Regions from separate parts of the Homo sapiens genome. Here region 1 is linked to region 2. A link is an interaction called in ENCODE POLR2A ChIA-PET data of the cell type or tissue named here. Cell type or tissue: PC-3. All regions are shown on one strand. Links, peaks and the distances in the headings refer to the core of each region. The heading gives the core; the rest is flanking DNA. Region 1 overlaps CSTPP1 (centriolar satellite-associated tubulin polyglutamylase complex regulator 1). Region 2 has its middle 7.8 kb from the start of RAPSN.

What was found. Peaks named below come from ENCODE experiments on the same cell type or tissue, not always from the same donor. Only the 100,000 strongest peaks of a DNase experiment are listed, where the experiment ranks them.
Region 1: POLR2A ChIA-PET joins it to region 2 with 11 read pairs; 2 of 35 experiments call an interaction of 5 or more read pairs at or near these places.

Annotation. Positions count from the first base shown.
Region 1 is chr11:46,972,198-46,984,587 of GRCh38, forward strand. All of the region lies in intron 1 of CSTPP1 (centriolar satellite-associated tubulin polyglutamylase complex regulator 1), which reads left to right. Among named protein-coding and RNA genes, the nearest start is that of CSTPP1, 42 kb to the left of the region's middle. In PC-3, for the core only: no CTCF peak of the experiment used is centred there; a DNase peak (open chromatin) is centred at 5,914; H3K27ac peaks cover 1,053 bases.
Region 2 is chr11:47,450,740-47,463,129 of GRCh38, forward strand. No RefSeq gene overlaps it. Among named protein-coding and RNA genes, the nearest start is that of RAPSN, 7.8 kb to the left of the region's middle. RefSeq lists an enhancer at 4,674-5,173. In PC-3, for the core only: a CTCF peak has its summit at 3,633 (motif pointing left); a DNase peak (open chromatin) is centred at 3,652.

The DNA of each region.
Region 1 (12,390 bases), core at 1,908-9,907, 480 kb before region 2:
TCTATTTATAGTAAACATTATAGAAGCAAAATATTTACTTACACTTAATCAGGTTTCCAAATTGTCCTGGAGAGTAGAATATCCTCCTCCATGATCTAGTGAGGAGGTTAAGTTGGAGGTTAAATACCTTGCATAATACCCCAAAGAGATAGGACAGGGATTAGAGACCAGGTCTTATATAATGAGACCCCCTTGCTAGGGTTGTTGAGCATTGGTGCCTGTCTGTGGGATGGCAGTGCAGGGCTGGGATCAATTCTCTGTTTAAGAGCAAGTCTGAAGGTCAGTTCTTTCCTTTTTGAGCTGGGCTATTTGAGCGGTACAGTGTACACTTTCTGAAGAGATTTCTGGAAGCAATTGCAGAAGTTTCTTATACAGGGTAGAATCTGACCTAAGCTGTCCAAAGAGAAATGGCCCTTAGAGAGAAGTTGTGCTTCCCCTTTGCTACCTCATATTTTATGTGCTGCCTCTCATTTGTTCCTTTTCCTCTCTAGTTCAAAATGCAGGATCTGAGAAGGAGACGGAGCTGTCATCAGTTCTAAACCTGAACAGAATGTTTCCTCAGTTAGTAAATGGAAAAATTATTTTAAAAAATCTTCATGTATGTTTGTGAAATACCAAGACATTGATTTGTGGTCTAGTTTGCAATCATGATAATTATATTAATTAGTACCAATCATGATCATTTTAAACTTTCTGAATTTCTCTATCCTAATTCTGTGATTCAGTGGAAAATATTTATACTCAAGAGATTAAGGTTCAATTTTCTGCCCTACCACTTAACAACTGTGTGACCTTGGGCAGTTTCTTCACTGGTAATATGGAGATAATAATCCCAGCCTTATCTGACTCCTAGGTTTGTTGTAAGGTTCAATGAGATAATGTATGTGAAAGTATTCGGTAAACTTTCAAGAGCAATACAAATGTTTTTGTTGAAGTTATGAAAGTCATTACCCTGTTTAAAACACAGTAAGCACTGAAGATGTCAGTACGTCTCTTAAGATTCTAAAATAGTGTCAAGAAATGTTCTATCCTATCCTAGCATGCGCTAACCTAGGTCTGTGAATAGGCCAAGGAGCCCTCTCCTTGGTTGATTGGTTGCTTGCCAGATATATTAGTTTGATCTCTTCATTTATACTTTCTGGAAAATATATGGATGCTTTATGTTAGGTTTGTCTGCATACAACAGAGAAACCTAAAATACCGTGGTTTAAACAAGATAGAAGATTATTTCTCTTTCATGGAAAACAAGTCTGAAAATAGGCAGTCCACAGCTGGTAGAGTATACTCCAGGGTTTCATCAGGACTCAAGCATATATTTTTCTGTGCCAACATCCTCACCATAGAATCCATTCTTTACCTCATGACCCATGAGGACTGAAGGAACTCCTTTTTATCCATTGGGATAAATAAAGGATATCTCAACTGAATCAGTCCCATTTAAGTACTTTCTAGAAAATCCACACAGTATTTTGCTTACATTTTATAACTGAGTCACATGACTAAAGACTAGCTACAAGAGAAGCTGAGAAATATAATCTTTATGCCAGTGACCATGAACCCAGGTATGTATACTGGAGGGTGTATGTGTGTGTGTGTGTGTGTCTGTGTGTGTCTGTGTGTCTGTGTGTGTTGAAGAGGGTAATTTATAACCAAAAACATTCATATTTTTATATAATGCTGTGGCAGAGACTTCAAGTTGCAAACTTCAATGGCTTCTTCTTCCTTAGAAACGTACTTGCAGTTTTGGCCAGTCATGGTGGCTCACACCTGTAATCCCAGTGCTTTGGGAAACTGAGGTGGGAAGATTGCTTGAGGCTGGAAGTTTGAGACTACCCTGGGCAACATAGCAAGACCCTGTCTCTACCAAAAAACAAAAACAAAAAATTAAACTGGGTTTGGTGGTGCACACCTGTAGTCCCAGCTACTCCAGGGGGCTGAGGCAGGAGGATTCCTTGAGCCCAGCTGTGGAGGTTGCGATGAGCTATGATTGCACCACACTGCACTCCACTGTGGGCAACAGAGCAAGACCTTGTCTCAAAAATGAAACAGGCCTGGCGCAGTGGCTCACGCCTGTAATCCCAGCACTTTGGAAGGCCGAGGCGGGCAGATCGCTTGAGGTCAAGAGTTCGAGACCAGCCTGTCCAAGATGGTGCAACCCCGTCTCTACTAAAAATACAAAAATTATCCAGGCGTGGTGCCAGGCGCCTGTAATCCCAGCTACTTGGGAGGCTGAGGCAGGAGAATCACTTGAATCTGGGAGCAGAGGTTGCAGTGAGCAGAGACCTTGCCATTGCACTCCAGCCTGGGCAAAAGAGCGAGACTCTGTCTCAAAAAAAAAAAAAAAAGAAAGAAAAAGAAACAGGCCAGGCATGGTGACTAACACCTGTAATCCCAGCACTTTGGGAGGCCGAGGTGGGTGGTTCACTTGAGATCAGGAGTTTGAGACCAGCCTGGCCAACATGGTGAAACCCCATCTATACCAAAAAACAAAACAAAACAAAACAAAAATTAGCTGGGTGTGGTGGTGTGCACCTGTAGTCCCAGCTACTTGGGAGGCTGAGGTGGGAGGCTCGCTTGAACCTGGGAGGTAGAGGTTGCAGTGAGCTGAGATCATGCCACTGCATTCCAGTCTGGGTGACAGAGTGAGACTCTATCTCAAAACACACACACACACACACACACACACACACACACACACACACACACAATACTCCAATTTTTACCTGGAGATTCGAGAAATTAGGGAAGAAACCAAAGAAAATATATTTCCTTATAAAATAAATATTAAAATAAAGAAAAAAAAGTCTGGGTGCAGTGGCTCACACCTGTAATCCCAGCACTTTGGGGAGGCTGAGGCAGGAGGATTGCTTGAGCCCAGGAGTTTGACACCAGCCATAGTGAGACCCTGTCTCTACAAAAAAATTTAAAAGTTAGCCAGGCATGGTGGTGCACACTTGTAATCCCAGCTGCTCAGGAGGCTGAGATAGGAGGATTGCTTGAACCTGGGAGGTCAAGGCTGCAGTGAGCCATGATCACACCACTGCACTCCAGCCTGGGCGACAGAGCATGACCCTCTCTCAAAAAAATTTTAAAAGTTAGAAAATATATTTCTATAGTGCAATAACAAAGTGATTTGTGCAGGGAAAACTAAAAATTCTGGAGACATTTTTTAAGCTCAGCAGTATTTGCATAAAGAAATATTTATAATGTGAAAACAAAGTACTTCATTTAATTTTGAAAGATGTATTAAGCAAAAAAGGAAAGAAAAATGAGAGGAAAAATGCTAGAAATACAGGGGGTACATTGGTTTAATTTGAACCCTCTTATGTATATGTATCTTTAGCTCCTTTTACTTTAGCTTTTCTCGTCTCTTTGGAAATGAAAATATTCAGTTGTTGCCATGATTTTGCTTGCTTTGTACAAATGAAATGTTGGCTTTATGGTTATAGACAGAAATATGGAAAACTTTAGAGCTACTTTGAGCAAGCCCAAGAACTTTGAATCATTGAATCAAGAGGAGAAAAAATGAAGAAAATATTTCAAGTTCTTTATCTGTAAAATGATGGAGATAAACAATATGATCTGAAAGTCTTTCAACTTCTTAAGTTTTTATAATTCAGGAGCAGTGGTAAGAATAGTAATGAAGTTTCTAACTACTACTTCCAAGTTAAGTACAATCCAGAGAGGCCAGTGGGACAGAATCTGTGGGACGATGTGGGAGGACTTAAGTGATTTTAAGTCCTGGTGAAGAGGAATAGTGTGTTCAATGGAAATTGAGGAAGACAAGGACTTTTCAGGTCAGGGGGCTTAATGGGTCATCATTGTGTTTGTTACAGAGTTTTAGGAGAGTGGTGGAGAAAAAGATGGAGAAAAAGAAAATGGACTATGTGCTCCTAGGAAGAGAGATGTGATTGTTTTCTAACATGTAGGCAATGAACCCTCAGAGGAACTATAGATGAGCATTAGGGTGTTCTTGAATGCTCTAAAATTATATGCAACATATTATATTCGTTTTTCTGTGAGAAAGCATTTGTAGCTTTAATCAGATTCTTATTGTAAGCTAACAAAGCCACTTGCTCTTAAAAATGAATAATAAAGACTTTAAATGATTAAAAACAGAAAAAGTGACACTTCAGTGGTCCTGCAGTGGGTGAATATAGTCATTGTGATATTTTCAGAGTAAGCTAGGTTTCAGTCACACACACACACACACACACACACACACAGTACACACACACACACAATGAGAGAAATGTATAGAATCGTGGGGAATTTGCTGTACAGTTTTGGGTTTTGGCTTGCTATTATTAGCTGCACCTTGGGCATGTTACAGAACCTCCCTAAGCTTCAATTTCCTCTGCTATAAAATAAGGATAAAAGTACCTTAAATGGTGGTTGTGAAAATTAGAGACAATGTAAGTTGAGTACATAGTACAGTGCTTGGCACAGAATAGGTATTTGGTAACCCTTTCCCCACATGAGTTTTTTAAGTTTCTGTATTTACTTTAAGGCCCTTATTGTATGCAGTCATCCATGAGTATATGCAGGGGGTTAGTTCCAGGGCTCTCTGAGTATACCAAAATCTGTGCATACTCAAGTCCTGCAGTTGGCCCTGTGGAACCCGAATCTACGAGAAGTTGACCCTCCCTATACGTGTGTTTTGCTTCCTGAGAATACTGAAGTTTCGACCTACATTTGGTTGGAAAAAACCCTCACTTTTAAGTGGACCCAAGCTATTGAAATCCGTATTGTTCAAGGGTCAATCGTATTTCACTTTGAAGGACTGGTCCTCAGCAAGTTCATCTTCTGAACTACTCAGTGATGCTCACACTCAAGAAGACCATATCTTATTAAGTGGTTAGTTTAGAAGCTCTTTCCCATGCAGATTTGCAAGCGGAGTGTGTAAAAATCACACATTGCACTTGTTGCCTGGCAGCACGTGTCCCTGAGTGGTAGTACATGGCTTGCATTGTAATGTTATCAGTGCTGGGGCCAGCTGGCTAGACATGTACTGCTACATGGGCTAGGGACTCCATTCCTCAACAAAACAGCAGCCAGCACTAGGGTTAACAGAAAATGACAAACCAGGAATGGATGAGGGAGGCGCCAGCACAGCAGCGGGATGTCTTTTGATTTGCTTCTGTTATTTGCATGTCTCTCTTGTGATGTCTGTGAAATGTTTAGAATGACAAAGTTTTTAAAAGACCTGCTGACTCCGCCTGAAAAATGTGAAAAACCTCCCATTTAGAGACCTATTATGTCCAGCTAGCCTGCATTTTCTATATCTTTTTCTTTATTTTTTATTAATGCAAACATTTGCATGAAGACAGAACCTTTGTTTCTTAAAGAGTTCATCTGCTCCTGCTGCTTACTGGCCCTGCCATGCAAGAGCACAACAGAACCTTTGTTAGGCTTTCAGCAAAGCTGTTTATGAACGGTGGCTTACTGAGGACTGCTTCCTGTGCTGTGTGCTTCCATTTTGTCTAAAAAGAAAAAAAGAAAATAGTTATTAGGAGTAAAAAGAATTTGGACTTTCTTTTATTCAAGTCCTGGATGTTGAAATGACAAGTAGCCCCCAAATTTGTGAGGAACTGGTAATTGCATCGAATGCATTTTTTCGCTTTACCTTGAACATAATGAGGCTCTTAGTAACAATAGAAGGAACAAGTGCCTTCTCATTGGAATAGAGAGAAGGAACAGTAGTAAAAAGGCAACAGAAAGAGTAGTTGAGAACAGGACAAAAGTGGCTTCCAGTAAGAACACTAACATTGTAATAGAATGTGTTTTGATATTTAGCGTTTCCCACCTGGGAGGCACAGTCCTAAAGTGGTTGAGTTGAATAAAGAACAGCATCACAGTTTATAAATAGTGGATACAGTTTGTATGTTCATTAAGTAAATATTTGAATGTCTACCATGTGAAAGACACTGAATGGTCCTGAGTGTTAAAGGAAATAAAAGATAAATGAGTCATGGTGCCTATCTTTAAGGATCAGGACATCCAACAAAGAAGATAACATACGCATAACAGAAATAACTGTGTATCAAGGTAGAAAGTGCCACTGGAAATATTTAAAATAGATGTTTAGGGAGTTTGGGAAAAGGGAAGATCACTTCTGGCTGGGACAGAATCAGGGAAAGGTTCACAAAGAAGGTGGCATTTGAGTTGGGCCTGGCAGAAAAGGTAGGACTGAACATTGCAACATTCCTAAAAGTGATGAGTCAAAAATTATGTTGTTCTAGTAAAACAGATCCAAAGTATGTTTTTATAGGGTACTTTGGTGGTGTTTTTATACCATTAATTTAGATGATATGTTAAGTGTTATGAGTTTTCTGTGTAGACTAAACTGGGGCCTCTCTGTCTAGTCTATGTTGTTCCAACCATTTGCCCCATACGGTTTTTGTGCACTTTGGCCTAGGCCTTTTTGTATCTATAAATATCTACAATAGCATCCTTTACTTTCATAACAAAAATAGAAACTCAAAGGGATTATTGAGCACTATTACAGCTATATCCCATAAACAGTATGTGGAGATAGTTCTTAGTGGGGATTTCACATGTGAGACTCTTATTTGAAAAAGAATCCCCACCTTCGTGCAGAGCCACATCAACCACAAGAGAGAGGACAGGGAATTCTAAGCCCGTGAGTTTTCAGTTACTTTAAATTAGAACTTTTCTGTATCTTTTTGTCATTAGAAAAAATGAGATCCTGTTACTGTTAGTTCAGTTGTGAATGCCAACTAATTTTTATGTAATATTTTTAATGTAAAATGCCAAGCAAATGATTAAGCTGTTGTATTAGTATCTTATTGCATTAATATCACTATTCTGTATATTCATAGTTAAATTGCATATTACCAATTAATATTAATCTGTAAATTTAATGATAATTGATAAATACATGGTTTGCCCCCAAAGGCTATACTTTTTCTTTTTTTTAAAGAGACAGGAGTCCTACTATGTTGGTCTTGAACTCCTGGGCTCAAGGGATCATCCTGCCTCAGCCTCCTGAGTAACTGGGACCATAGGCATGCATCACCATGCCCGGCTGCAAGACTACAACTCGTGCTATAGCACAATTAATTTTCACCTTGTAATTTTATTACTTCCCTGTTTGAAAACATGAGTGGCATATGATTTACTACATGTTTAGCAATTTACAGGATTTTTTTTTTACCCATGATACTTTCTGGAAAATAGTTATGTGAATGTTTATGGCGTTGACTTGATAACTATACTGCTTTATTAGTAACTATTTTTGCAAAGTTATTGCCATGACAAATATTACTTGGGTTCTTCATATGTCCCTTAGATTGTAACTGTGGGAAACTTAAGTGCTACTTTAGATTTCTCTGGTGTTCAGGAAGTACATTTTGTTATGGTCAGCTAGCTGAGTGCTTTAAGTTTGAACTATGAAAATCTCCTTAAAAAAAAAAAGGACGCGGTGGCTTATGCCTGTAATCGCAGCACTTTGGGAGGCCAAGGCAGGCGGATCACCTGAGGTCAAGAGTTTGAGACCAGCCTGGCCAACATGGTGAAACCCTGTCTCTACTAAAAGTACAAAAATTAGCTGAGCATGGTGGCGGGCGCCTGTAATCCCACCTACTCAGGAGGCTGAGGCAGGAGAATCGCTTGAACCCTGGAGGTGGAGGTTGCAGTGAGCCGCGATCACGCCACTACACTCCAGCCTGGGTGACAACAGCGAGACTCTGACTTAAAATAAAAAAGATTCTGTAGTTTCTGGCACTTGAAATTGCAGGACTCCAACCTACAAATGCTGTATTATTATGAGATTTAGGCTGGAAATACTGAGGCAGTAGGATTTAAGCACTTACCCTTAATTGACATCCCAAAACTATATATAAAACAAACAAACAAACAAAAAAACAAAAAAACCCACCAGTTTTAGGAAAGAGAAGGGAAGAGGGGAGGATTAATGGTTGACCAGAGACTGTTTTGAGTGTCAAGGCACTCAGCTTTTCACAGCTATTAACCAGTACAATACCCCTTTTGGTTGAGGGAAATAGACTTTAGTTTTTCATCCTCTACTTAACATAAAGATCTTTAGACACCTCTTGTTTTCTGGTTGTCACAGGTGATGTTAGCATATGTGTAATGCTTTGTTTGCCTCTGGCGTGTCTTTTAGTATTTGAGTTTGACTAGCCGTATAGCAGGACTTTAGTGGTTTGGATGCATAGATGCAATGTATTGCTTTTGTCTGTTTTATAATTAACAATTATAAAATAAAAGGTCATTCCTTAATTTGCAAATTTGTTCTCAGAAAGTTCTGTTTGATACATGTCATACTGCATGGCTCTTTAAAGGTGGCAGTATCATGCAGTACAGACTGGAATATAGGATAATAGGCTTATACACTTGGAGTAGAGAAGGCCTTTTTGAATAGGACACAAAGCACACCAAAAAAAAGCCACAGATACATTATTTTGACTGTATCAACACTTAAAACTTCTGTAAAATGAAAGATACCACAGACAAGTTAAAAGAAGACCATGAAGTAGATGTATGTATTTGTGACATGTATAGAATTATCTACAAGTCAAGAAGAAGAAAAAAAGACAACCAGAGAAGAAAATTGGCAAAGGATAAGAAATACAAATAAACATGAAAATGTGCTTAACTTTATTTGTAATCAAGAAAAGTAAAATTAAAACAACAGAGAAAAGCTATTTTCTAACTATTAAATCGGCAAAATTAAAAAGCATTAGGCCAAGGATAGTGAAAATAGATACTCATACAGCTGGTGGTGTGTAAATTGGAATAACTAATTTGTAAAAGCAATTGTCTATCTCTGGTAAACATGAAGATATCCTGTGCATCCTATGAAATGCCAATTCCATCTTGAGGAATCTACCTTAGAAAAACTCTTGCACATATATACAAGGAAACACGTACAAGAATGTTCAACACAGCCCAGTTTATTATAGTGAAAACATGGAAACAACCTAAATGTTTATCAGTAGGGAAATATTTACCATTGGGAACTATCAAAAAGGTAAGTAGGTTCCATATTGTTTTATAAAAGATCTCCAGACATTGTTGATTAAAAAAAAAAAAGATGCAGAAAGGATATATCAGACACTTAAAAACAACTTAAAACATGAAAACAGAACAAGCTCACAAACTATATTTCTGTATTTTTGAAAATATGTACCCCAAACTGATAATAGTTGTTATCTATGGGAACTGGAATTAGTCTTTAGCTTTATCTGTATTGTTTGAACCTTTAAAAATTATTGTGTGTTTAACTAGAAATAAACATTTTTAAAAATTTAAAGATCATACCAGTACTTTGATTTACCAATTTAAGCTTCTTAATACTATAAAGTATTAACAGGGAAGAGCCAGCAATTTCTAGATAATACAACGTAAGATGGGGCACTTTGTAGGTTTTTGGATTTTTCTTGTTTTGCTTTCATTTTTGGTTTTGAGAGGTAGTGGGGTGAATGGAAGAATACGGGCTTTGGAGTCAAATCTAAGTTTGAATCCAAGCTCTGCCATTTATTTAGACTTTGGGCAGGTTTCTTAACCTCTCTAGTTTTTAAAAAAATTGCTATTACCTACTTCGTTGGGTTGTATAAGAATTACATGTGCTAGATTTCCTCATTTCCCCATTCCCTTTGGTTAAGGGAAATTGGTCTAGTGTGGTCTAAGATCAAAGATGGTCTCGTATGGATGACAAAATGTTTCACAAGAACACACTATATCCTTGGACCAGGATATACCAGTAAAGATGGAGGATGTAAATAATAAATTTTAGAGGTCTATTAACTGTTTAAACCATTAAGCTATCTATTTGTACCTCACAAGATCAAATACTAGATTATGTTAGTGATTTATAAATGATATTGAACTTGAAACTTCTAAGCAGTTTACATGACAGGTTGTTGATTAACAGGTTTACTTTTTTTTTTAAATCTCAGAGAACATTTTAATTTAGTTCAGCAAACATTTATTTGTGCCATCCAGCATCTCAATCTCAAGAGGCCTCATAGACCAAAATATGTCTCAAAAGGAAGAAAGGAAAACTCTATGTATTTATCAATTTATTTATCAAACTCTGGCAAGGGGGGAAAAAGTCAGGTTTAAAGTTGAGTATATGTATATACTCTGCTTTTCACTTGTACTGCTATTGCCTATGTGTGCATCTGTTAATATCATATATAGCAATTCATATGAAGATTTTTTCCAGTGAGACTTAGTTATTCTATTATTGGGACTCTGTATTAAATAATAATTTTTAAAAAAGAGTGCTCTAACTAATGTTAAGGTGGAAATTCTAGACCCCTCAAACAAAAATTTCCAAATAGGACCCCTTATCATTTAATTGTGAAATAAACAACTAATGCTTTTATGGTATTTATGCTTGGGAAGAGAATAAAATAAATAGTTTTGGATTTTCCCCATATAAATTAGGGCCTGCTGAGTAATTAGCAGTTAATAAGTGAATGCTTCCTACAAGTTTAAAGGTCATACCTGAAATGGGTATATGATGATGTATATTTTTATAGTTATAGATTTTATATAGCCCAAGAATCCTTGAAGATAGTCTAAACATCTTGGTTTGATGAGCAGAACTTTCAATAAGGGGGTAAGGGGCTAATATTGTTTGAGCACTTACTATGTGCCAAGCACTATTCTAAGATGATTACATAGATTATTTTATTTAATCTTCACCACAGTCTTCTGTGGTAGGTACTAGTATTGCCCAATTTTATAGAAAAGGGCAGAGAGATAAGGTAACTTATATGAAGTTACACAGTCAGTAAATGACAGAGCTAGAAATCATATCCAGGTTCAGTTGGCTCAAGAACCCATATTCTTAACCATTGCAGTAAAAATTGTTATGCTGTTTTAATCTGTAGAGTCAGCATGTAGCAATAATAATATAATCATTAACATGTTACATTTTGCATATATTGAATGCTTTCTAAAGAAGTAGTTTATTATCAGACATATTCTTAGAATCATACCCATTTTATAGCAGGATTGACAGTGTTATAAAGAGATTACGTGATCAACATGGGGTGAGTCAACAGAACCAAGAAGTTTCTGATCCACAATTGCCTTCACTTGCTAGGTTCAAGTAAGGATCATATAGTGTTTACTTACATTTGCCTTAGATTTTTCAGTATAGCATGATGAAATTCTAAATGCTTATCTCAGACAGTGATGCTATCTGAGCAAGACATGGACAATTGGGCATTAGTGTGAATTTTAGGACACTAGAGCGTAGGTACAGGTTAGAAAACTTAATCCTCATCTTGTGGAAGTCATGGCAAAGCCAAAGAGGAAAAGCCTGTCTTAAATGCTTTTCCTTTTCCAAGGGGCAGCTAAGGTGCCCAGATATCTTTGCCCTCCAGGGATGCAGGTGTGCTGTTTTTTATTCTTTAATCATTCACATAAATTAAAGCCTATTCCTTTGCATTAAAAAAAATGTAAAATGACACTCTCCGTGTTTTATTGCCAGGCAAGAGCTTTGAACTTCTGTCTCATTGAAGTTTGATAAACTAAGGATTTTCCCGTGTTGGGTGGTACCCTTAACCACAGAGGGAGCATTAGACTGATAAGAGCTGCAGGTGAAGGAAACCACCAGGGCACGGCAATTAGGGAGAGCTTCGCACTTGGCTGTTGGCTGGTGTAAAACTCTCTGCAGGGAGGAACTTTTCTTCTTAGCTTCTTCCCTTCACCCACACGTAAAAAGAACACCAGGGCTTTCTATTTCTACTTTGCGAACTAGGAATGGATGGGATGGTTCTTTTCAAGAAACTTTCAAATTTAGGGACAAGTTCTAACTTCACACAAATGCTGATTGGTATGAAGGTGGGGGGACAGGACAGACAGACATACACACACATAAATTCACGTGGACCCAAATGGACCATATCTCTCAGGTGATTTTACTATCAACATACATTCCTGCCTTTGTGCACTGTGTAAAATAAAGATAATTTTTACTTCCATAACTGATTATAAAGTGTTAATGGTGAGGCAACGTGTTAAGAGAATGGGTTCTTGTATCAGGTAAACCTTGGTTCAAATCTTGGCTTCTCTTCCCACTAGCTGTGTAAATTAATTTTGTAAGTCTCAGTTCTCCCACTTGTAAAAATAGAAGTCTAAGAATAACTATTATAGGATTGTATTTGGAAGAAATAGAATAAAGCATGTGAAACAATTAGTACAGTACTATATCTGTCACATTGTTGTTTAATAAATTGTGCAAGTACTCAAAAATGGTAGCTGTTATTATTTGTAATATGAAACTAAATATCTGATTGGTAGATTAATGTTAAACATGCATGGTCCAATATATTTCTTTCTTTCCTTTTTTATATTTTTGGTATAAAGTCTATTTTCTTGAAAATTCCTGCT
Region 2 (12,390 bases), core at 405-8,404:
TGAGACTTCTACCTCCCGGGTTCAAGCAATTCTCCTGCCTCAGCCTCCCAAGTAGCTGGGATGACAGGTGTATGCCACCACGCCTGGCTAAGTTTTTGTATTTAGTAGAGACGGGGTTTCACCATGTTGGTCAGGCTGGTCTTGAACTTCTGACCTCAGTTGATCCACCTGCCTCAGAGCCTCCCGAAGTATTGGGGTTATAGGCGTGAGCCACCATGCCTGACCACAATACTTTTTTTTTTTTTTGAGACACTTTCCCTCTGTCACCCAGGCTGGAGTGTGGTGGTGCCATCTTGGCTCACTGCAACCTTCACCTCCCAGGTTCAAGTGATTCTCCTGCCTCAGCCTCCTGAGTAGCTGGGATTACAGCTGCGCACCACCACACCTGGCTAATTTTTGTATTTTTAGTAGAGACGGGGTTTCACCATGTTGGTCAGGCTGGTCTGGAACTCCTGACTTCATGATCTGCCCACCTCTGCCTCCCAAAGTGTTGGGATTACAGGCGTGAGCCCCCGCACCTGGCCCACAATAAATGTTTAAAAAGGACACAGTCACACAGAAGAAGAGCACGTGAAGACACAGGGAGAAGATGGCTATCTACAAGCCCAGGAGCAAGGCCTTAGAATGAAACCAACTCTGCCAATTCCTTGATCTTGGACTTCTAGCGTCCAGAACTGTGAGAAAATAAATTTCTGTTATTTAAGCCACCTGGTGTCTATGGACCTGTCTATTGTGGACCCTTCACAGGAATGGAATCATACAATATGTGGTCATCTGTGACTGGCTTCTTTAACTTGGCATAATGTTTTCAAGATTCAACTATGTTTTCAACCGTATCAGAACTTCATTACTTATTGTGGTTGGTTAATACTCATTGTCTGGATATACATTTTGTTGATTCAGCAGTTAATAGGCATTTGGGTTGTTTCATTTTTGGCTACTATGAATAATGATGCTATAAAAATTCATGTACAAATTGGGCTGGGCACGGTGGCTCACGCCTGTAATCCCAGCACACTAGGAGGCTGAAGCAGGCAGATCACTTGAGCCCAGGAGTTGGAGACCAGCTTGGGAAACATAGCGAGACCCCATATCTACAAAAAATACAAAAAAAAAAAAAAATTAGCTGGGTGTGGTGGTGCACAGCTGTGGTCCCAGCTACTCGCGAGGCTGAGGCAGGAGAATCGCTTGAGCCTACAAGCTTGGACTGCAGTGAGCCGCAATCATGTCACTACACTCCAGCCTGGGTGACAGAGCGAGACCCTGTTTCAAAAAAATAAAAAATTCATGTACTAGGTTTTATGGGGACATGTTTTCATTTCTCTTAGGTATATGCTTGGAGCAGAAGTGTGAGTAATATGGCAACTGTTACATTCTGGTACCTGCCTACCTGTCTGCCCCAGGGCCTTTGCACCTCCTAATTCCTTCTCTGTTCACCACACCCACACTCTGCCTCGTAAGTCATAATTAGGATGAATCAGCATATTATCCTCTCATTGAATTACACTGCATTCTGATACAGGACTTATCTCTATAATTTTATTTTGAGACAGGGTCTCACTTTGTCGCCCAGGCTGGAGTGCAGTGGTACAATCTAGGCTCACTGAGGCCTCGACCTCCTGGGCTCAAGCCACCCTCCCACCTCAACCCTCGCAAGTAGCTGGCATTACAGGCAATGCCACCATGCCCAGCTAATTTTTATATTTTTAGTAGAGACGGGGTTTCACCATGTTGGCCAGGCTGGTTTTGAACTCCTGTGCTCAAGTGATCCGCTGGCCTGGGCATCCCAAAGTGCTGGGATTACAGGCGTGAGCCACCACGCCCAGCCTCTCTATAATTTTATATTAGTGAGGTTGTTTGCTGAATGTCTTTATTCTTCACTCAAATGAGGTCATATGGCTGGGCCCTAACCCAGGGCAGGACTTTGTCTCCTTCATTACTGACTGTATTCCCAGAGCAAGGCCCGGCACACTGTGGCCCCTCAATAAATGTCAAATATCGGTGAATGGGGAAGAAGCGGAGGAAAGACGGCTTCACCGGGAAATTCAGAGCAACTACACGGCCTGCTTCCTGAGAGCCCAACGGGTCAGAGGGGACGCTCTGGGGGTCAGAAGGCAAATGCCCCAGGCTCAACAGAGGCAGAGTGGGAGCAGGCTCTGGGACAGGTGGCTGGGCAAGGCCACCTGGACTCCCCAAAGGAGTGCTCCTAAGCCTGGGAAAGGGAGGGAGAGCTGGCTGGGGTCTTCTCTCATCTCAGGGAGGCCTGGGTTGATGCTGAGCTGCAGATGGGAGGGAAGCTGGGCCCACAGCGAAGGTGTGAAGGGCCAGCAGATTCTCCCCACTCCAAGGCCCAGACACTATTCACATTGAGTCTCTGGCAGGAAGGAATGGAGGAAGGGCGGCCTGCATCTACACCCCAACAGAGTTGGGGACCACAGCCTTCCTCTTTCCTGGGGAACTCAAATGACCTCAAAACTTGAAAACTTGATGGGATCAAGCTGTCCTTTCCCTGAGACAGGTCTTTGCTCATCTGACTTCAGTGATGGGAATATGCCCATACTCGCTTATTCTAGGTAGCAGAGTACCTTATGTTTCCTTGAAACATTTCATTTCTTCTTTATTATTATTTTTTTTTTTGAGATGGAGTTTTTCACTCTTGTCGCCCAGGCTGGAGTGCCCGTGGTGGTGAGAGGTGAAGCCAGCTGGACTTCCTGGGTGGAGTGGTGACTAGGAGAACTTTTCTGTAGCTAACTAGAGGTTTGTAAAATGCACCAATCAGTGCTCTGTAAAAACACACCAATCGGTGCTCCGTAGCTAGCTGGAGATTTGTAAAATGGACCAATCAGCACCCTGTAAAATGGACCAATCAGTGCTCTGTAAAATGGGCCAATCAGCAGGACATGGGTGGAGACAAATAAAGGAATAAAAGCTGCCTCCCCGACCAGCCCATCCCCACCCCAACAAGCCAGCAGCAGAAACCCGCTTAGGTTCCGTTCCACGCTGTGGGAGCTTTGTTCTTTTGCTCTCCACAATAAATCTTGCTGTTGCTCACTCTTTGGGTCTGCACCACCTTTAATAGCTGTAACACTCACCACAGAGGTTTACGGCTTCATTCTTGAAGTCAGCGGGACCACGAACCCACTAGAAGGAACCAACTGCGGACACAGTGGGATCTCGGCTCACTGCAACCTCTGCCTCCTGGGTTCAAGCAATTCTCCTGCCTCAGCCTCCCAAGAAGCTGGAATTACAGGCGAGCACCACTACACCTGGCTAAGTTTTGCAGTTTTAGTAGAGACGGGGTTCCACCATGTTGGCCAGGCTGGTCTCGAACTTTTGGCCTTAAGTGATCTGCCCGCCTCAGCCTCCCGTGAGCCACCATGCCCGGCCTCAAAAATTTCATTTCTGAGCACGTTTTCCAGAAATCAGCGACTGTAGTTAGGTTAAGGGCATGCTCCTCTATGGCAACGACTGTGGTTTACTTGTCTTTGTACTACTAGTAACTAACGGCACGGCCCCTGGCAAGGTAAGAGGAGACCAACAGAGAATCCTATTTAACATTCTAACATTTTCTGAGTTAAGCATTTCTTCCAGTTTACAAATGAGGAAACAGGCATGGAGAGGTAAGGTGACCTGCCCAAGACTACACTGCCATCTGCTGGTCCTAGACAGCTGGGACCAGAAGCAGTGTGGTTGTAGAGTCTCGTTCTTTTTTTTTTTTTTTTTGAGATGGAATCTAGCTCTGTTGCCGAGGCTGGAGTGCAGTGGCGCAATCCTGGCTCACTGCAACCTCCACCTCCCGGGTTCAAGCGATTCTCATGCCTCAGCCTCCTGAGTAGCTGGAATTATAGGTACGTGCCACCACTCTTGGCTTTTTTTTTTTTTTGTATTTTTAGTAGAGACGGGCTTTCATCATGTTGTCCAGGCTGGTCTCGAACTCCTGACCTCAGGTGATATGCCTGCCTCGGCTTCCCAAAGTGCTGGGATTACAGGTGTGAGCCAACACACCTGGCCAGGACTCCCATTCTTAACCATTATACTGTACTAGAAAGGAGGCGAGGACAAGGGAGATGGAGAAAGTGGAGAACAGAACAATAGTTTTCCGGAATTCATTGCGATCTTTACCTGAAGCACAGCAAAGTCACTGGGAACTTATCCAAAGCTGTAGCCTGGGTGGGCAGAAGGCATGTATTAAGGAGAGGGTAAAGAGTTAAGACTTGCTTACCAGTGCCCAGTAGATGAAAAGCCCTGGAAGGTGTTAGGGAACAGCCACAAAATGAAATGGTCTTTTCAGTGCCACTTAACCTCACAAGGTGGTGATACAGTCGGGGGATTCAGGGCTATCACCAGAGTGCCTGCTGGGCCAGGTACCAGCTGCACACCTCACATTTTAGATCCCTGTTTTATAATCAAAAGTAGAAAATTAAGTTTGGGCCTGAAGCAAGAGTCACAATCTGGCATGTGAGGACTAAATATTTCTGAGTTGGTTGGCAACATGTGTTATCTAGGAGATTTTACATAAAAATGTACATTTCCTTGCTTCTCTTGAAGAGTGGAAGCTTGGCCTGGTGCAGGGGCTCACTCCTGTAGTCCCAGCACTTTGGGAAGCTGAGGCGGGCAGATCACCTGAGCTCAAGAGTTCGAGACCAGCCTGGCCAATATGATGAAACTTTGTCTCCATGGAAAATACAAAAAATTAGCCAGGCATGGTGGCATGCACCTGTAGTCCCAGCTACTCAGGAGGCAGAGGCACGAGAATTGCTTGAACCTGGGAGGTGGAGGTGGCAGTGAGCCGAGATTGTGCCATTGCACTCCAGCCTGGGTGACAAGAGGAAAACTCTGTCTCAAAAAAAAAAAAAAAAAAAAAAAAAGTGGAAACTCACGCATGCTCAGACCTTGACTGCCTACCAACCACTCCAGTGGTCGGGGTCTGGCCCCAAGAGACCATGAATGTCTTACCAATTCATTCATTGGAACCATGCACCCCTGACTCCCTGTTCTCGCCTTGACACTGAAGCCAAATGCCACTTGTCTTATGCTGGCCTCCTTTCACATGAGTACATCACAGTTGCAGCCCCTGCTCCAGATGCATGACGAAATGTAACTGAAGGGGACAGTCCCAAGGTCCCTCTACCACGACTATCGGGATTCTTGGGAAGTCTCCCCATCTTACCAAGTTAGTTTCCCCAATTAAAAAGATATTGGCCGGGCGTGGTGGCTCACGCCTGTAATCCCAGCACTTTAAGAGGCTGAGGCAGGCGGATCACAAGGTCAAGAGATTGAGACCATCCTGCCCAACATGGTGACACCCTGTCTCTACTAAAAATACAAAAATTAGCTGGCGTGGTGGTGCGTGCCTGTAGTCCCAGCTACGTGGGAGGCTGAAGGAGGAGAATCGCTTGAACCCGGGAGGCGGAGGTTGCAGTGAGTAGAGATTGCACCACTACGCTCCAGCCTGGCGATAGAGCGAGACTCTGTTCCAAAAAAAAAAAAAAAAGATATCACCTCTCTGGCAAGTTTTCTGTGAAAATCAAATGAGATGATAAGATAACTTGCTTTGAAAAGAAGCCATTGAACTAACATCCCTCTATTGGCTTATTATTTACGGTAGTGAAAAACTAGAAAGAATCTGTGTCTGATAGAAGGGTGTTCATAACCATGAAGTGCTATGTAGACTCTAAATAAGGAAGCAGTAGATACCTGTGTACCCAGATGGAAGGGAGCCCAGGGCATAGTAACTTAAAAAAGCAAGCTGCAGACTGGGCGTGGTGGCTCACGGCTGTAATCCCAGCATTTTGGGAGGCCGAGGCAGGTGGATCACCTGAGGTCAGGAGTTCAAGACCAACCCGACCAACATGGTGAAACCTGGTCTCTAATAAATACAAAAAATTAGCTGGGCATGGTGGCGGGCACCTGTTAATTCCAGCTACTCAGGAGGCTGAGGCAGGAGAATCGCTTGAACCCGGGAGGCAGAGGTTGCGGTGAGCCGAGATCGTGCCACTGCACTCCAGCCTGGCTAACAAGAGTGAGACTCCTTCTAAAAAAAAAAAAAAAAAAAAAACAAGCTGCAAAACATTCTGTATATTACGGTGTGATTTTTATTTTATTATTATTATTATTCTTGAGACGGAGTCTCACTCTGTCACCCAGGCTGAAGTGCAGTGGCGCGATCTCAGCTCACTGCAAGCTTCGCCTCCCGGGTTCAAGCTAGTCTCCCGCCTCAGGCTCCTGAGTAGCTGGGACTACAGGTGCCTGCCAACACACCCGGCTAATATTTTGTATTTTTAGTAGAGACAGGGTTTCACTGTGTTAGCCAGGATGGTCTGGATCTCCTGACCTCGTGATCTACCCGCCTTGGCCTCCTAAAGTACTGGGATTATAGGCATGAACTACCGCACCTGGCCTTTTTTTTCTGAGATGGTTTCGCTCTTGTTGCCCAGGCTGGAGTGCAATGGCGCGATCTCGGCTCATTGCAACCTCCGCCTCCTGGGTTCAAGTGATTCTTCTGCCTCGGCCTCCGAGTAGCTGGGATTACAGGCATGCACCATCATGCCTGGCTAGTTTTGTATTTTTAGTAGAGACGGGGTTTCACTGTGTTAGCCAGGATGGTCTCGATCTCCTGACCTCGTGATCTGCCCGCCTTGGCCTCCCAAAGTGCTGGGATTACAGGCGTGAGCCACTGCACCCAGCCATTTTTTTTTTTTTTTTTTGAAACAGGGTCTCGCTCTGTTACCCAGGCTGGAGTACAGTGGTGCGATCATGGCTCACTGCAGCCTCAACCTCTTGGGCTCAAGCAATCCTCCCGCTTCAGCCTCCCAAGTGGCTTGGACTACAGGTGTGTGCCATCACACCTGGCTAATTTTTTAAATTTTTTGTAGAGACAGGTCTGTGTTGCCCAGGCTGGTCTCAAACTCCTGGGCTCAAGTAATCCTCCTGCTTCAGCCTCCCAAAGTGCTGGGATTATAGGCATAATCCGAGCTACCATACTCAGCATGATCTCAACATGATCTCATTTTTATTAACAAAAATTACTTATTTTTTGTGTTTATAAGGAAAAATCCGGCCAGGTGCGGTGGCTCACGCCTGTAATCCCTGCACTTTGGGAGGCCGAGGCTGGCGGATCACGAGGTCAGGAGATCCAGACCATCCTGGCTAACATGGTGAAACCCCGTCTCCACTAAAAATGCAAAAAATTAGCTGGGCGTGGTGGCGGGTGCCTGTAGTCCCAGCTACTCGGGAGGCTGAGGCAGGAGAATGGCATGCACCCAAGAGGTGGAGCTTGCAGTGAGCCGAGTTTGCGCCACTGCACTCCAGCCTGGGTGACAGAGCGAGACTGCGAGACTCCGTCTCAAAAAAAAAAAAAAAAAAAAAAGAAAGAAAAAAGCAAAATCCTGGAAGCATATGACCCCATCTGTTATCAATGGGCTGTGGGATGGGGCATTCGCTCACTTTTAACCATGACTTACTGTTGTTACTAGCGACTTTAATGAGTGCTTGCCAGGGGCAGTAGCTTGGCTATTTGTTTGTGCATTTATTCTTTTTTGAGACGGAGTCTTGCTCTGTCGCCCAGGCTGGAGTGCAGTGACGGCATCTCGGTTCACTGCAAGCTCCGCCTCCCAGGTTCACGCCATTCTCCTGCCTCAGCCTCCTGAGAACCTGGGACTACAGGCACCCGCCACCACTCCCGGCTAATTTTTTTTTTTGTATTTTTAGTAGAGACGGGGTTTCACCTTGTTAGCCAGGATGGTCTTGATCTCCTGACCTCGTGATCCGCCCGCCTCGGCCCCCCAAAGTGCTGGGATTAAAGGCGTGAGCCACCGCGCCCGGCTGTGCATTTATTCTTTTTGTAGAGATGGAGTCTCGCTATGTTGCCCAGGCTGGTTTTGAACTCCTGGGCTCAAGCAATCCCCCTGCCTTCGCCTCCCCATGTGCTGGGATTACAGGCATGAGCCACCACACCCGGCCCCTTTGGCTAGTTTTTGAGACAATCTCTCATCTTCCCAACTGTACGGGGCAGGTGCTTTTGTTTCCATTTAACAGATGAACAATCTGGGGCTGAGAATCAAGTAATTTGTCCAAGGTCACAGGGGTGCTGATGGTAGACTTGGTATTACCGGATTAGGGAATCCTTAAAACAAAGATTTCCCCAACATACTCTAAGCCTTTTGAAGAACCACCTAAATGTTTTGCATTTAATAAAAAAAAATTAAGGCCAGGCGTGGTGGCTCACGAGGTCAGGAGTTCGAGACCAGTCTGACCAACATGGTGAAACCCCATCTCTACTAAAAATACAAAAATTTGCCAGGCGTGGTGGCACGCGCCTGTAATCCCAGCTACTCAGGAGGCTGAGGCAGGAGAATTGGTTGAACCTGGGAGGCGGAGGTTGCAGTGAGCTGATACCATACTGCTGTACTCCAGCCTGGGCAACAAGAGTGACACTCCATCTCAAAAAAAAAAAAAAAATTCAAACCCTCACCTGATTTTGTAAACAAGTCATTGCTGTCAGGTGTTTCGGGCTCCAGGCACATCCCATTCTAGGGAAGGGCAGGTTAGTGGCACTCTCAGGGCTGAATGGCCACAGGTAGGCTCCCCTCACCTGGGTCCTTCCCTGACCGCCAAGGGGGAACCTCTAACAGCACAGGGCCCTGCTACTGAAACAGGTGCTGGCACCAACTTCAAGTGGCAGGGCCCCTGGTGAGCGGACTCAGAAGTTGTATTAGAATTCCTGTAAAGTCGCTCTGAGGGACTTGGCGGTCATTTGTGTTGGATGGTGACAGAAATGTCTACTGAATACTTACCCGCCAGTGTGTGTGGAATGGTGAGGCCTCCAGTGAGAAATGAAGTATGGCTCCTGTCTTCATGAAGCTCTGTCCCAGAGGTGGAATTTAAACCAGGGCACCCCAGGGTCCACCTTAGTGACCCCTCAAAGGAATATGTTCTACAGGACTACGGGGTCAGGTTGGCCTGCATGAAAACACAACTGTCCTACTTATTAGCCACATGAACAGAAGAACTGCAGCTTCTCTGTGCCTCAGTCTATCTTCCTATGCTACCAGTTGCTGGGAGGACGAATGCAGTGGCTGTGGCTGATTAATAAATGGTGGCTTTGTTTTCTTAAAAGCAGAATAGGTCGGGCGTGGTAGCTCACGCCTGTAATCCCAGCACTTTGGGAGGCTGAGGTGGGCGGATCACCTGAGGTCAGGAGTTCGAGACCAGCCTGGCCAACATGGTAAAACCCCGTCTCTACTAAAAATAGAAAAATTAGTCAGGTGTGATGCCAGGTGCCTGTAGTCCCAGCTACTCGGGAGGCTGAGGCGGGAGAACTGCTTGAACCCAGAGGGCAGAGGCTGCAGTGAGCCGAGATCCTGCCACTGCACTCCAGCCTGGGCAACAGTGAGACTCCATCTCAAAAACAAACAAGCAAACAAACAAAAACAGCAAACTGTCTAGAACAGTCCTGCCACTGCCTGTGATGATGGAAATGTTTTGTATCGGCACTGTCCAATAGGATAGCCACCAGTCACTTGAAATGTGGCTAGTGAAACCGAGGTACTACATTTTTGTTATTTTAAGAGGGAGTTTCGCTCTTGTTGCCCAGGCTGGAGTGCAATGGCATGATCTCAGCTTACCACAACCTTCACTTCCCGGGTTCAAGCAATTCTCCTGCCTCAGCCTCCCGAGTGGCTGAGATTACAGGCATGCACCACCACGCGGGGCTAATTTTGTATCTTTAGTAGAGACGGGGTTTCTCCATGTCGGTCAGGCTGGTCTCAAACTCCCAACCTCAAGTGATCCGCCTGCCTCGTCCTCCCAAAGCGCTGGGATTACAGGCATGGAGAGGTAAGGTGAGCCACTGGCTGGGCCCATATTTAGTTATTTAAACAAAAAAAGCTACAGTGCCTAGTGGGTAACTGTATTGGACAACTGTGAGTCTAGAAGCCTTCCAGATTCAGGCTGAGGCAGATAATATCGGCAACCAGAAAGAGGAGCTGGGAGAGCTGCAGAAACAAGGCTGGATTGGGAGCAGACAAGCTCAGAAGGATGAGGGATGGCAGGAGCAGGTGCCACAAGGCAGTGGGTGCTGCCACTAGCTTTCAAGTAGGAGGAAGAAAGGAGAAAATACCTCAGGATGTTGACTAAGTGAAGGCCAGACACAAAAGGCCACATATCCCATGACTGTATTTTAATGAAATGTCCAGAACCAGTAAAGATACAGACAGAGGTATATTTGTGGTTACTAGGAAATGGGAAAGGGAGTGAGGGAGAGGATGGGGAGTGACTGCTAAATGAGTACAGGGTTCTGAAAATGTTCTAAAATTAGGCTGCATTCATGGTTGCACAACTCTGAAACTCAGTGAATGGTATGCTTTAAGTGGATGAGTTGTGTTGTGTGTGAATTATATCTCAATAAACCTGTTTATTATTTTTTTCTTGAGACAGGGTCTCGGTCTCACTTTGTTCCCTGGGCTGGGACAGTGGCACAATCTCTGCTCACTGCAACCTCCGCCTCCTGGGTTCAAGCAATTCTTGTGCCTCAGCCTCCTGAGTAGCTGGGATTACAGCCATGCGCCACCATGCCTGGTTTATTTTTAGTAGAGAAGGGGTTTCGCTATATTGGCCAGGCTGGTCTTGAACTCCTGGCCTCAAGTGGTCCACCGACCTTGGTCTTTCAAGGTGCTGGAATTACAGGCATGAGCCACCACGTCATGCAATAAAGCCGTTTAAATACAACCCAAATCTCAAGAGGACTCAGATTAGTAAGACCCATCCCCACTAATGGAAAAACCTTGGGTAGAGCAGGCCAAGACCTGGGCCTGGAAAGTGTCGGGGACTGCGGGAAAGCCCTTCCTGGTTGTGTGAGTTCAATTTCCCATCCCAAGGCTGCCTTCAATTTATTTTTGAGATGGGAGTCTCACTCTGTCGCCCAGACTGAAATGCAGCGGAATGATCTTGGCTCACTGCAACCTCCGCCCGCCGGGTTCGAGATTCTCCTGCCGCAGCCTCCCGAGTGGCTGGGATTACAGGTGCCCGCCACTATGCCCAGCTAATTTTTGTATTTTTGGTAGAGACAGGGTTTCACCATGCTAGCACTGCTGGTCTTCAACTCCTGAACTCAACTGATCTGCCTGCCTTGCCCTCCCTAAGTGTTGGGATTACAGGAGTGAGCCACCGCGCCCGACCTGCCTTGAATTTTTAAAAAACAAAAGCCTTCCCTATAGCTGGAGCCTTCAACCAGTACAGAGAAAGTCAATGCATGCAAAAGCAATTAAACACCAGATGGTGGGGGTTGGAAAGGACTCCTGAGAAGGAAGGAAAATGCTTGAAGGCACAAGGTGCAAGGCAAGTCCAGCTCCGATCTCTCCTGAAGGGAAATATTATCAAACATTAGTCTGACATTCCCTGAGGTGCAGGCACAACCTGGTGTTTAATTTCCAGCCTGGTGGCTTTTTCCTCATCAGGGACCGAGCTGCTCAGGTGAGCATAGTATGTGAGCATTAGGGAAGCTGTGTGCTGACCGAGAAAGTCAGTGCGGAGGTGCCTCTGCCAGCCAGATGAACAGGAATGTGGCAAAAAGTAGGTGTTGAGCAAGCTACAGAAGGATGAAGAGGTTTTCAAAGAATACAAAACATTGGCCGGGCGAGGTGGCTCATGTCTGTAATCCCAGCACTTTGGGAGGCCAAGGTGGGTGATCAACTTGAGGCCAGGAGTTTGAGACCAGCCTGGCTAACATGGTGAAACCCTGTCTCTACTAAAAATACAAAAAATTAGTCGAATGTGGTGGCACATGCCTGAAGCTGAGGCAAGGGAGTTGCTTGAGCCTGGGAGGTGGAGGCTGCAGTGAGCAGACTGTGCCACTGCATTCCAGACTGGGTGACAGAGCAAGACTCTGTCTCAAAACAAAAACAAAAACAAAACAAAATCCAACAAAACACTTAATTAAGATACAGCTTTATTGGCCAGGCACGGTGGCTCATGCCTGTAATCCCAGCACTTTGGGAGGCCAAGGCAGGTCAATCACCTGAGGTTGGGAGTTCGAGACCAGACTGATCAACATGGTGAAACCCCATCTCTACTAAAAATACAAAAATTAGCTGGGCATGGTGGTGCGTGCCTGTGGTCCCAGCTACTAGGGAGGCTGAGGCAGGACAATCGCTTGAACCTGAGAGGCAGAGGTTGCAGTGAGCTGAAATCGCACCATTGCACTCCAGAGTGGACAACAAGAGATAAACTGCGTCTCAAAAAAAGATACAGCTTTATTATAATAAATATGCAAAAGCCTAAACTTTTTTAAAAGGCTGAAATAGTACTTGACATATTTCCTTTTTTGGGTCAATTTTATTTATTATTTATTTTGAGATGGAGTCTTGCTCTGTCGCCCAGGCTGGAGTGCAG